Linked DNA regions of Homo sapiens: region 1 is linked to region 2. Evidence: chromatin loops called from intact Hi-C (ENCODE). Cell type or tissue: A673. All regions are shown on one strand. Each heading gives the region's core, and the rest is flanking DNA. Links, peaks and the distances in the headings are about the cores only.

The links. Hi-C counts contacts between places; a loop is a spot of excess contacts. Peaks named below come from ENCODE experiments on the same cell type or tissue, not always from the same donor. Only the 100,000 strongest peaks of a DNase experiment are listed, where the experiment ranks them.
Region 1: it touches region 2 in a loop (5-fold over the local background); 78 of 110 quality-filtered maps call a loop at or near these places.

Annotation. Positions count from the first base shown.
Region 1 is chr14:38,864,457-38,869,845 of GRCh38, reverse strand. All of the region lies in intron 2 of LINC00639 (long intergenic non-protein coding RNA 639), which reads left to right. Among named protein-coding and RNA genes, the nearest start is that of LINC00639, 50 kb to the left of the region's middle. In A673, for the core only: a CTCF peak has its summit at 2,088 (motif pointing right); a DNase peak (open chromatin) is centred at 2,095.
Region 2 is chr14:38,718,914-38,724,302 of GRCh38, reverse strand. No RefSeq gene overlaps it. Among named protein-coding and RNA genes, the nearest start is that of LINC00639, 200 kb to the left of the region's middle. In A673, for the core only: CTCF peaks have their summits at 780 (motif pointing right) and 2,289 (motif pointing left); a DNase peak (open chromatin) is centred at 2,272.

The DNA of each region.
Region 1 (5,389 bases), core at 212-5,211, 150 kb before region 2:
GGATCTGTTAATCTTTTTATTGTACATATAAAAGTATACAGACAAATTGGATTCTCTAGGGGTTGTTACATTCATTCATTCACTCAGTATTTATTTATCGAACAGTAGGTACTGGGAATATTATTTTGTGAGACAGTCTGTTTCCTTGGGAACTCATAGTTTAAAGAGGAAAAGCAGACATGGTAAACAGAAAATTGTAATACAGTGTTAGAGCTCTGCCTGAAGTAGGAACAAGGAAATTGGAAACGATGATCAGGGAAGGGAAACTTACATCTTCAGGGAGGTAGTGCTTCAGGGGAGGCTGAAGTGTTGAGAATCAAGCTAGACCTTTAAGGTTAAAAGATTTTGCTGGAAGAAAAAATGGTCTGGACATTCTAGGCAGAGTAAAACACTGGAAGCATAAAATGTCTGATGGGTTAAATGCTGTGACAGGCTGCCTTTCCCCATCTTGTGGAATTGCTTCTTGAAGGGTGCATAATTTAAAGAAACCTTTAAATTCTGGAATGGGCTTGGTTATGGAAGAAAGCAGCAAGATTTGTCTGATTATCAGGAGCCACCTGGGAGAGTAAATTTTCACTGGGCACAACAAGTAGGCATATAACAAATATTTGTTGCTTTGATGTTGTTGAATTTTATTTGTCCAAATAGAATGAAGAAACACAGCACAGGATGATGCCCAGGAAGTAAGGGCCAGGCATTCGTGGAGGGTTTGGGCCCTTAATAGTTTGTGAAAGAGATTATCAGGACCACATCTCTAAAAGAGAAGCAATTCAAACGCCAAACATCCTAGTGTTTACCAGCAGGAGATTTAGTTTGTACTGCAAGGGAGTGTGGACTTACCCCCAAAGCAAATACACAATTGTGTGTATTTTACTCTGCTGAATGCTCTTGAAATCAATTTCTAACCCATAAAACAGAAGTTTCCCAAACCAAATCCACTATAAAATTCATCTCTGTGGAGAGGCCATAGCTGTTACAGGAGGGCAGGATGGTAGATCAGGAGGCTTTTCTGTTTAAATATTTAAATAGATTTCTATTTGAACAGCTAAATGAAACCAAACTCACTCTCTTATCTCAATAATTAAAAAGAAAATTGCTGAGCTTTCTTTGCCAAGTGTTCATGCCATTTCCCCCCTTTCTTGAGCTTTCTCAGGGTATTCTAAGTGCCTATGATTTGGTTTCTTTTTGGAGTAACTCAAGCAGTCTTTCACAAGCCGTATTTCTGGGACTATGGCAGACCGACTTCATTGGCTTCTTAACGAAGAACAGCCTGGCTTAATGATTAATTTCTAGGTAAATGGGGCTGAACCAAGCCTCACAGGACCTGTCTTGGAGGGGCTGGCTAAACAGTGGCTCCCTGAGAGGACAAGCACATTTCTTCCTGTAATCGACAACTATAGATTTATTTTTCTTAGTGATGTTAAGCATCAGAAGGTACTTCTTTTACTTGCACTAAGCAGGATAGTTTTAATTTTGCCTTTAGGCCTTATCTATTACTGTTTCCCCTGGCAACGTTATCTATAAACTTTTCTCTCTTCATTTTTTTTAATTTCCAAGTAGTTCATGATTATTTCAGAAAAATTAGAAAATACAGAAGATAACAAAAATTAAATTAAAAGCAGCTAAAAATCTTGTCATTTACTAGCATCCTGAGACATTATTCCTAACCTTTCCTCCTTCAGATATGTGCATATAGAACATGTATTTACAAAATTAGAAACACACCGTGTGTGTGTGTGTGTATTGATCTGTTGTGCTAATGTCTTATATTTCTTTGATACAATTATGTGGTCTTAGCAAGACTGGTATAAAGCCATTTCAAATTATGAAACAATAAAAATGATACGAATTTTCTAAGCAACTCAGGGCTCCATATAAAATACACATAAAGACATTTACCAGCCTTTATTTCCTATTTGGTACCCTGCCTATGTTTCACAGACTATAAAATGAAAATTAATATTCTACACTACTGTCCTTCTATAAATAGCTATGGCCATGTGGTTAGCTGCTGCCCAGCATGGTGGGGGGATTAGAACCACCATCTAAACAAAGGCCTGCCTTGCACTGATGTGCTTGTTGAAAAGTACGCCAGCAGAGGGCAGTGTACTTCCAGGACACAACTCAACGCTGCCATGGGCTGTGGAACAATCGGTGGAAAGACTTTTAACACTGCTCTAAATACAAACCAACACACAATTTTACTAGAATATTATTAGTCTGTTTGTGACATGTTTTAAGAATTTGAAGTTCTGACACTAGATTATGGAAACTATATAGCAAAAGTGAAAATGTATTCATTTAATAAGCTTATATTGGCCACCTACAAATGCCATGCTGTAGTAATATAAATATTGAAGACAAAAATCCTTGCCACAGATCAGCAGGAGATAAAAGCATGCAGTAAATGTTTCCAAAATGCAATGATAACACTCATGCTAGCTGAATAAATTCTGTCTAGAGGAACTCAGAAAAGGCCCCACAGAGGAGTTTTGTATGAACTGAGTCTGAAGAATAGCAGGAATTCACTAGGCAGGTGGGATCGGGGATGCAGGGAATTCCTACAGGGAGGAAGGTAGAAAGGCGCAAAGGTGTTATTTAAATGTTGAGCAGGGTAGGTGATTTTGTTTTTTATTACCCTAAAATGTAAGCCTTGATTTCCAGAACAGAGCCCCAGAACAAAACAAAACAATAGTGAGAAAGATGATATTTGCCAGTAGATTTTATGCTATTGTTTAGAACAAGTGTCTGAAATATAATAAATCCATTATATGCTAAAAGCACCAGCATCAAAAATATTTATCTCCACTCACCTTCAGGTAATCACCAAATTCTGACTTGTCTTTTGGTGGACTTGATTAGTTAGCCAGTATTTACACATACATATATGCTGATTTTACAGGAAAGGGGAGATGAAAATGTGTTCATTCAGCATCTCTTCATTGTTCCTACTACAGGTGGGCACTTGTTACAAGTGGTGCTTTCATTAGTGATATGTTCTTTTGGCCTGCCTATTCTGTATTGCTCATGTGTTGGTTCAGATTCCCTGATAGGCCATAAATGCTTATTTATCTGGATGAGGGCCTGTTTTTCCTTTGTGTTTTCCCACAGTGCCAGGCAATATAATGTGCATACACAGCACAGCCGTAAATGTTGACTGACTTTATCTATAAGGCCCACACTGACTTCTCACAAAGAAGGAAATGATACTAGAGGAAAGGAGGACGACGGAGATGATGTGGAGAGGCTATAATTAACTTTTCACATGACAGGGCAATCCACATGCTGAGAGGAATTCTCTCTGGCATAAGACAGTGTAGAATTTTGTACGGAACTATACCTTCCATGTTTCCAGCTGCTCACACCTCTTGCTTAATTAACAAATGTTTGTATAGAGTGGTCAAGACACTCGATATACTAGGAGACCTAATTGTTATGATTACTTTACATTAACATCCTCTCTGCAGCTGCTTTAAGTCTGCATTTTGGAAAGTATTCACAGAAGCTACTCAAAGGAGCTAGAGTGGTTTGTTTATGGCATTTTACTTATACAATGTTCATTTGTCTTTTTATTTTCTTCCTTACTTGTCTGTATTAGGAAGTAGCTGTTAACTAACCATAACCAAAGTGACCATATTCTCTTTTGACAAGTTTTTTCCTAATCAGATAATCACCTGCTGCGTATTTTTAAGTAAACTCTAGAGGATCTTCCTAAACAAGGCAGGAAACCAAGAAACTCTAAAATGAAAGAGTACTGAATTAGGATAAAACCAAATTGTTATTGCAAATAACCTCCCCTCTCCATGTGGCTCAAAGGACACAAAAGCTTATTTTTCTCTCATGAAACATTTCAGAGGTGAGCATTCCAGGTGGTTGCTGACCACTGGTGGGGGCCTTGTGGTCGTTCAGGAACTCAGGCTCTTTATAGTTGACAAGTCTCAGTGTGCTAGTTAACAATTTATTGCCTTTAAGCTCCACTTGCGCTCTTTCATATGTTCTGTGATAACAGTGGACAGAATTCCTGCAGCCATCTTCCATTTACAGTGGGTAAGATGTTACACTTTCTCATTAGAGGGTGCTGGAGGGACATTGCTAGTGAAAGGGGCTTCTGCTGTTTCTGGCAGCTATACAGTGGGTCAGCAGTGTCAATGTGAGGCCATTCTGTAGAGTTCTGCTCTAACCATGCACTCAGAATGAATGATCCTTTAGCAATGTTACAGCCTAAGCCTGGCCTGGGGATAACCTTTCTGCAGCCCAACTCACTTGAAAAATGGCTTCTGAAGGCCTCCTGCCCCTACAAGTGCAGTTTACTTTGCAGACCTGTGCCCAAGAGCCTCACTCCCTCTGCATGCCCAGGCCAAGATCCCCAGTTGCTGACTGCCTGTGCCCAGCCTCTACTCCAGAAGATTGCTTCCTGCTTGTTCAGTGATTGCAGTTAGCTCTGGCCTGGGCAAACAAGTAAACTTCTCTGCTATCTAGTGGGCTGAACCCCAGCCTTGGGAAAGGGGGTCCCCTCTAGGTTTGGACTTCCTCAGGGGCTCTTCCTCCGCCCAATGGTACTGTATTATTCTATTCTAATGCTGGTAATAAAGACATACCCGAGACTGGGTAATTTATAAAGGAAAGAGGTTTAATGAACTCGCAGTTCCACGTGGCTGGGAAAGCCTCACAATCATGGCAGAAGGCAAAGGGGAAGCAAAGGCATGTCTTACATGGCAGCAGGCAAGAGAGAGAGCATGTGCAGGGGAACTCCCTTTTTATAAAACCACCAGATCTCGTGAGACTTATTCACTCTTATGAGAACAGCATGGGAAAGACCCACCCCCGTGATTCAGTAATCTCCCACTGGGTCCCTCCTAGGACATGTGGGAATTCTGGGAGCTACAATTCAATATTTGGGTGGGGACACAGTCAAACCATATCAGGTACCATATGGTGTTTTCTCTTATAGTCACTCATTGATTAGAGTTTAACAATATATTAAGCCCCACTCCCACCCAGTTTCTGATTGGACCCTGACTGATACATGTGGCTTTGTTGTCTCATAGGATATTGTTCCCTCCATGGTCAAAATTTGCTGTCATGTCCAAGTTCTATCTGGTGGAAGGAGAGGGAGCATGGAGGGGGCATGAGTACTTCTTAAGACCTAAATGTGGGAAGAGGTACACATTTATCCTGTGTGTATCACATTGATGAAAGTTTGTCCTAGGGCTACACCTAACTGCAAGGGAGTAGGGAAGTACAGTGCAGCCATATGCCAAAGAAGCAAGCAGAATGGGTTTTAGCGGGCAACTGGTAGTCTCCACCACAATTGCATAAAAATTAAAAAAAAACCCTATATGGTAAAAGACATCAAAAGTAAAAGAGAGCCATGGACTGAGGAGAAAAT
Region 2 (5,389 bases), core at 307-5,306:
ATTTTAAACAGAAGCTAAGCTATTATTCCTAGTAATAGGAAGAGCTTGTTAAAGTTTCAGGTTAGATTAGTTCTCTGAGGGTGGAGCCTGTTATGGATAGTCTACGTCAACCTGTCATGTTCTGCTGCCCAAACGTGGTAAATTCTCGCATTGGAATGTAGAACTGAAAAACGGTGCCATAAATAACAATTCCAGGCTGTCAGCATGGAGTGATCACTGCTCCCACCCTCCCGGTTCTACTCTTATTCTAAAGGCCAAAAAAGTTCTGAGAGTATTTATGTTCTATTCAGATTAACTAATTGAGATTTTGGCCTTTTTCTCTAGTTGCCTGTTCCTTTACTCAAAATTAATTTGTTACAAGGCACAGTGAGTTAATTAGTATGATTAGCTCCGTTATCTTCATGCTTGCATTTTTAAGGACTTTAAAGTCAAGGTACTGTTTCACAGATGATTATTTGCAGACAGTTAATTCTTGAGTTATTGTCTTGGGATGGCCGTTATCATATTAGCATGCCTTTTACATTTCTTGATTTTTAAAGAAACATCTCATTTTTATATTCCATTTTAGAACTTTCATTGTCAGTAAATATTACCAATGAGCTTCCGTTCTGTCAACAACATTTTCGTGTCACGTATTTTCAAAATATGAGATTTCAAATTCCAAAATGATTTGTTTCTATAAGTTTAGGGAAGTGGTGGTAGTAAGCATTTCATTAATAAAGTTGTTATAATGAGTACTCAATGTGTATTCAAAGTGTACCTGTTGATAATTTGAAGCAGAACAAAAGAGGGGGAAAAGAAAAAGAATGTACCACTAGGTGCCACTCTGATCTTAAAGCTTGAACCAATGAATGACAATTGCAACAATGACAGTGGTGGTGACATCAATAGACACTTTATGATAAAATGGAGGTAGTTTTTGTGACTATAATATTCTAAATTTAGGACATGAAATTTTAAGCTTGATGAGGATTTTGTCTGAAAATGACTTTTTTCAGATGCTTTGCAAATACTTTGTATTAGTTGATATTACTAAATCATTTATGAAATTAGCAAATGTGGAAGTATTGCTGACTTTTATAAAGGAGAAAGGTGTGGTTTGATGATCCTAGGATAGAGAGTCATCAATTTAGCATTGATATCAACTTTCACTATCATAGTAATAAAGCTATTGAACTATTCTTCTCTGGCTTGGTTATCCAGAAGAGATATCTCTTTCTCAGGAGTGTCATAAAAGACACTTGGTTAAAGTGTGAATAGTGTTCTGATTACAGTAATTGTTAAATATTATTATGTAAAGCGAGGTAATGATAGTAAAAATAAATGAAATGCATGAATGAAGCAGTTACCTGGTGATCAAACTACAAATAAAACATCAGTCCTATGTGGTGATTAAAAATTCTCTCTTCATAGAATATTTCCAAATAAAGAAGTCAAAGACAGTTTTCCTGAATTGTTGATATTTGACTTTCAATACAGTTACTGGTTCACAAAAAACCACTTAATTACCAGACTAATCTAATTGACCTAGGATAGCAGTGAGAGAGCTGTAAGGGGCTCTCTCTTCTTCACCTAGAAGACTTTACTGAACAAAGTCTAGGAGATCCTTGAAATTGTTAGCAAAGCATAAAGATATATACATATGTGTAGGTTCAGCAATATACATGTATCTCATTGGAACTTCAAAGACACTCATCAAAAAAGGGTTATATCCACTCTTCTAGGGTATTTGATAGTGGCAATGGCTAACATCACATCCAAGGGCTTGGTTGAAGGTAAAAATCAGTGCGAACGAACATCAAAAGCAACTTTCAGTGGGAAAAGTAACAAAGTGTCAACCTGAGGTCTCAACAGGAACTTTGGTTGTCATATGTAAAGCAATAAAGGCATTCCTTAGGACAACCTATACACATATGAGGGCCAAGAATTTTTTGTTTGTTTAGGTTTTTAAGCTCTGTTTTAAAAATCACATCTTCCCTCAAGTGCTGCAAACATAAAATCATTCCTGTCCTTTTACTCTCAAAATTGTGGTCCCTTTCTCTCTACCTTTCCCGAAACCAAAGGCCTGTGTGTGACCTTTGAACGAACTCACCCAACCTAGCAAAGTCATGATGCATTATTCCATGATGGGTGGGCCAGTGGGAGGGCTACCATTACAGAATACTTTCTCTTGGACTAGAAAGGTTTCCTAGGAGAATGAAGACAGAAGTTAAGTATATTGAAGAACTGGCAGAATTCATGCACTCAGTTAAAATGAAGAGACACTGCCTCCTGGAGGCCTGTATTGGGATAGCCGTGGTACAGTGTGAGGAAATGAGTAGTTTACACTCCCAGCCTAGATGGAATCAAAGCTTATTCCAGCCATGGCTGAGAGTGTGTCTGGAGACATAGCTAACAGAGAATTTATATTTTCTGACTGACAGTGAAAAATGAATGTTTTCACACCGTGGTAACTAAAATTTGGGGCAGTCATCTTTATTCACATTTGAATAAAACACCGATTCATGACAGGCTTCAGGTTGCTTAGTCAATCAGTTACGCGGCCAAAACTGCTGCGTCTGAGTCTCTTCCTCTCTGCTGGGCAGTTCCTTTTGGTTGTTTTTATTAGGTCTCAGTGTTACCTCTCGTGTGTTTTTCTTCTGTTATGTGCTCCAACAGGACAGAATTATTAGATCTGTACTGTCTTTGTAACCTAATTATTTTCCTGTCTCACATACTGCATTGATATATCCAGGTTTCCAAACATATGTATAGTTACAATTACACTGTGAATTTAAACTACTTAAGTCATATTATTTTAATCTACCAAAGATTTGAAATATTAATAACAACAGCACATGAAGATTATATTTTGGATTCTAATTTAAGAGAGTATACCTGTGATGGTTAATACTGAGTGTCAACTTGATTGAATTGAAGGATTCAATCATGGATTAAATTATTGATCCTGGGTGTGTCTGTGAGGGTGTTGCCAAAGGAGATTAACATTTGAGTCAGTGGGCCGAGAAAGGCAGACCCACCCTTAATCTGGGTGGGCACAATCTAATTAGCTGCCAGCACAGCTAGAATATAAGCAGGCAGAAAAATCTGAAAAGAGAGACTGGCCTAGCCTCCCAGCCTACATCTTTCTCCCAGGCTGGGTGCTTCCTGTCCTCAAACATCGAACTCCAAGTTCTTCAGTTTGGGAACTCAGACTGGCTCTTTTTGCTCCTCAGCCCACAGACGGCCTATTGTGAGACCTTGTGATCATGTGAATTAATACTTAATAAACTCCCCTTTATATATATGTCTATTCCATTAATTTTGTCCCTGTAGAGAACCCTAATATAGTACCCACTTAGACTATTAAATAATTAGTCATCTTAAGGAAAAGAAAATAGCAACACATACTTAAATTGCATTGTACTGTTCTAAGCACTTCACATATATTTATTGATTTTTATCACCATAACAGACCTTATGAAAGAGATACTATGCAATAATATAATTTATATATAATCTGATCTTATTCTAAAAAAAGAGAAGCAAATACCTAGACATGTATTTGGAAATAGTACCTTTAGTTTGGGCTGCTGTGTTTCTTATCTGGAGTCTTGACTTAAGGCCCCTGGATTTGCAACTGTCAGCTAACAGCTGACAACTCTCACCTGGTATGTCAGTCAGATCCAGAAAATAACAATAATTTGCAAATAGCTCTTTAAAAACTCAGGCTTTTAGGACACAAAATTCCTCACCTGGAATGGCATTTGTCTGATGAGTAAGGAGAGATGACTTGAGAAGCTTAATGAGAAAAAATGTGTTGAGTCCAAAAGTAAATATAATAAGTTCTCAAAGAAAAATCAACCTTGTAGTAAATGGTCTTAGAAATGTCTAATGTGCATCACAGGATAACCTGTTTAAAAAATGTGACATATGCAATGGATTCCCAAAAGGTTTGTATGCACATATGGAGAGAGAATGGCCATATGGGATGAAGAGGGAGGGGATGTAGGTAGTGAAGGCTCGGACTCAGGAGGCTAACAGTGTCAGAGAACTACTTGTATAGCACTTGTAGGCTAATTGTTGGGTGGGAGAGGCAGAGAATGCAAGGAACTCAACACAGTATTTGGTATAGTAACAGGCCCTGTATGCTCGAGCTACAGTGTTGATCATTACATTCAATTAGTCAGAATCTTTTTAAGTAAGGTATCTACTTTACCATTTTTTAAAGATGTGAAGAAATCAGAGCATGAACTGAGACAGAAACACAATATTTATTCATCAATTCATTTGTTCAACCTACTTTTTGCCACACATTTTGTTTGGCATTGAAGATACAACAATAAACCCTTATGAGGCTTATATATGGAGTTCATGGAGTTGCCATGAACTGAGATTAAAAAACTGTAGGAGGAGGTTTGGTTTGGAGTGAGGAGAAGAGTAGACCTCAGTTTTGAAGATGCTTAGTTTGAGGTTTTTTGTTTTTTTTTTTTGAGTTGGAGTCTCACTCTGCTGCCCAGGCTGGAATGCAGTGGCACGATCTCGGCTCACTGCAACCTCCGCCTCCTGGGTTCAAGTGATTCTCCTGCCTCAGCCTCCAAAATAGCTGGGACTATAGGCATACGCCACCATGCCCAGATAACTTTTGTATTTTTTAGTTAGAGACAAGGTTTTACCATATTGGCCAGGCTGGTCTTGAACTCCTGACCTCAGGTGATCCACCTGCCTCAATCTGCCAAAGTGTTAGGATTACAGGCATGAGCCACAGTACCCGGCCAGTTTGAGGTTTTAGATATCTAAGTGAAGATGCTGAGCAGAGAGTTAGGTAATGAAAAAAAGAGTTTAGTGAGAAGCCTAGGCAGGAGATACACATTTGGGAGTTTTGGTAATCACTAGTGTCATTCACCAAATATTTCCATTTCACCTTCTAATATGGTTTTATGTTAGAATTGTATTTTTCTACTCATCATGGCCCTGTGACTTGCTCTGTCCAACTAAAATCAAGTGGAAATAATACATGTTACTTCTGGATGGAAGCTTTAGTAATTAATGCACAATGTCACATTCTTATCTCTGTCACAGCAGCTGGCAGTACTCTTTATGGTAGCTGCTCTACGAGCTGTGTCCCAGAGAAAGGACAACATGGGATACAATACCTAGGCAAACCACAACTGAAAGGCAACATGAGTGAGAAACCTTTCTTAAGCTACTGGGACTGGGGTGTGGTTGTTTTTAACCCAGGAAGACTTAGCCTGTTCTAACTTGAATGGGAATCATGATAGATTGAGAGATGAAGCTAGAGATATAGACAGATAATAAGAAAGAGAAGTTCCAGGGCAAGGGAGGCTGGGAGTATTCCAACATTGAAAGGTTGGGGAGTAAAGGAACCAGCCAAGACTGAGAGGAAGCA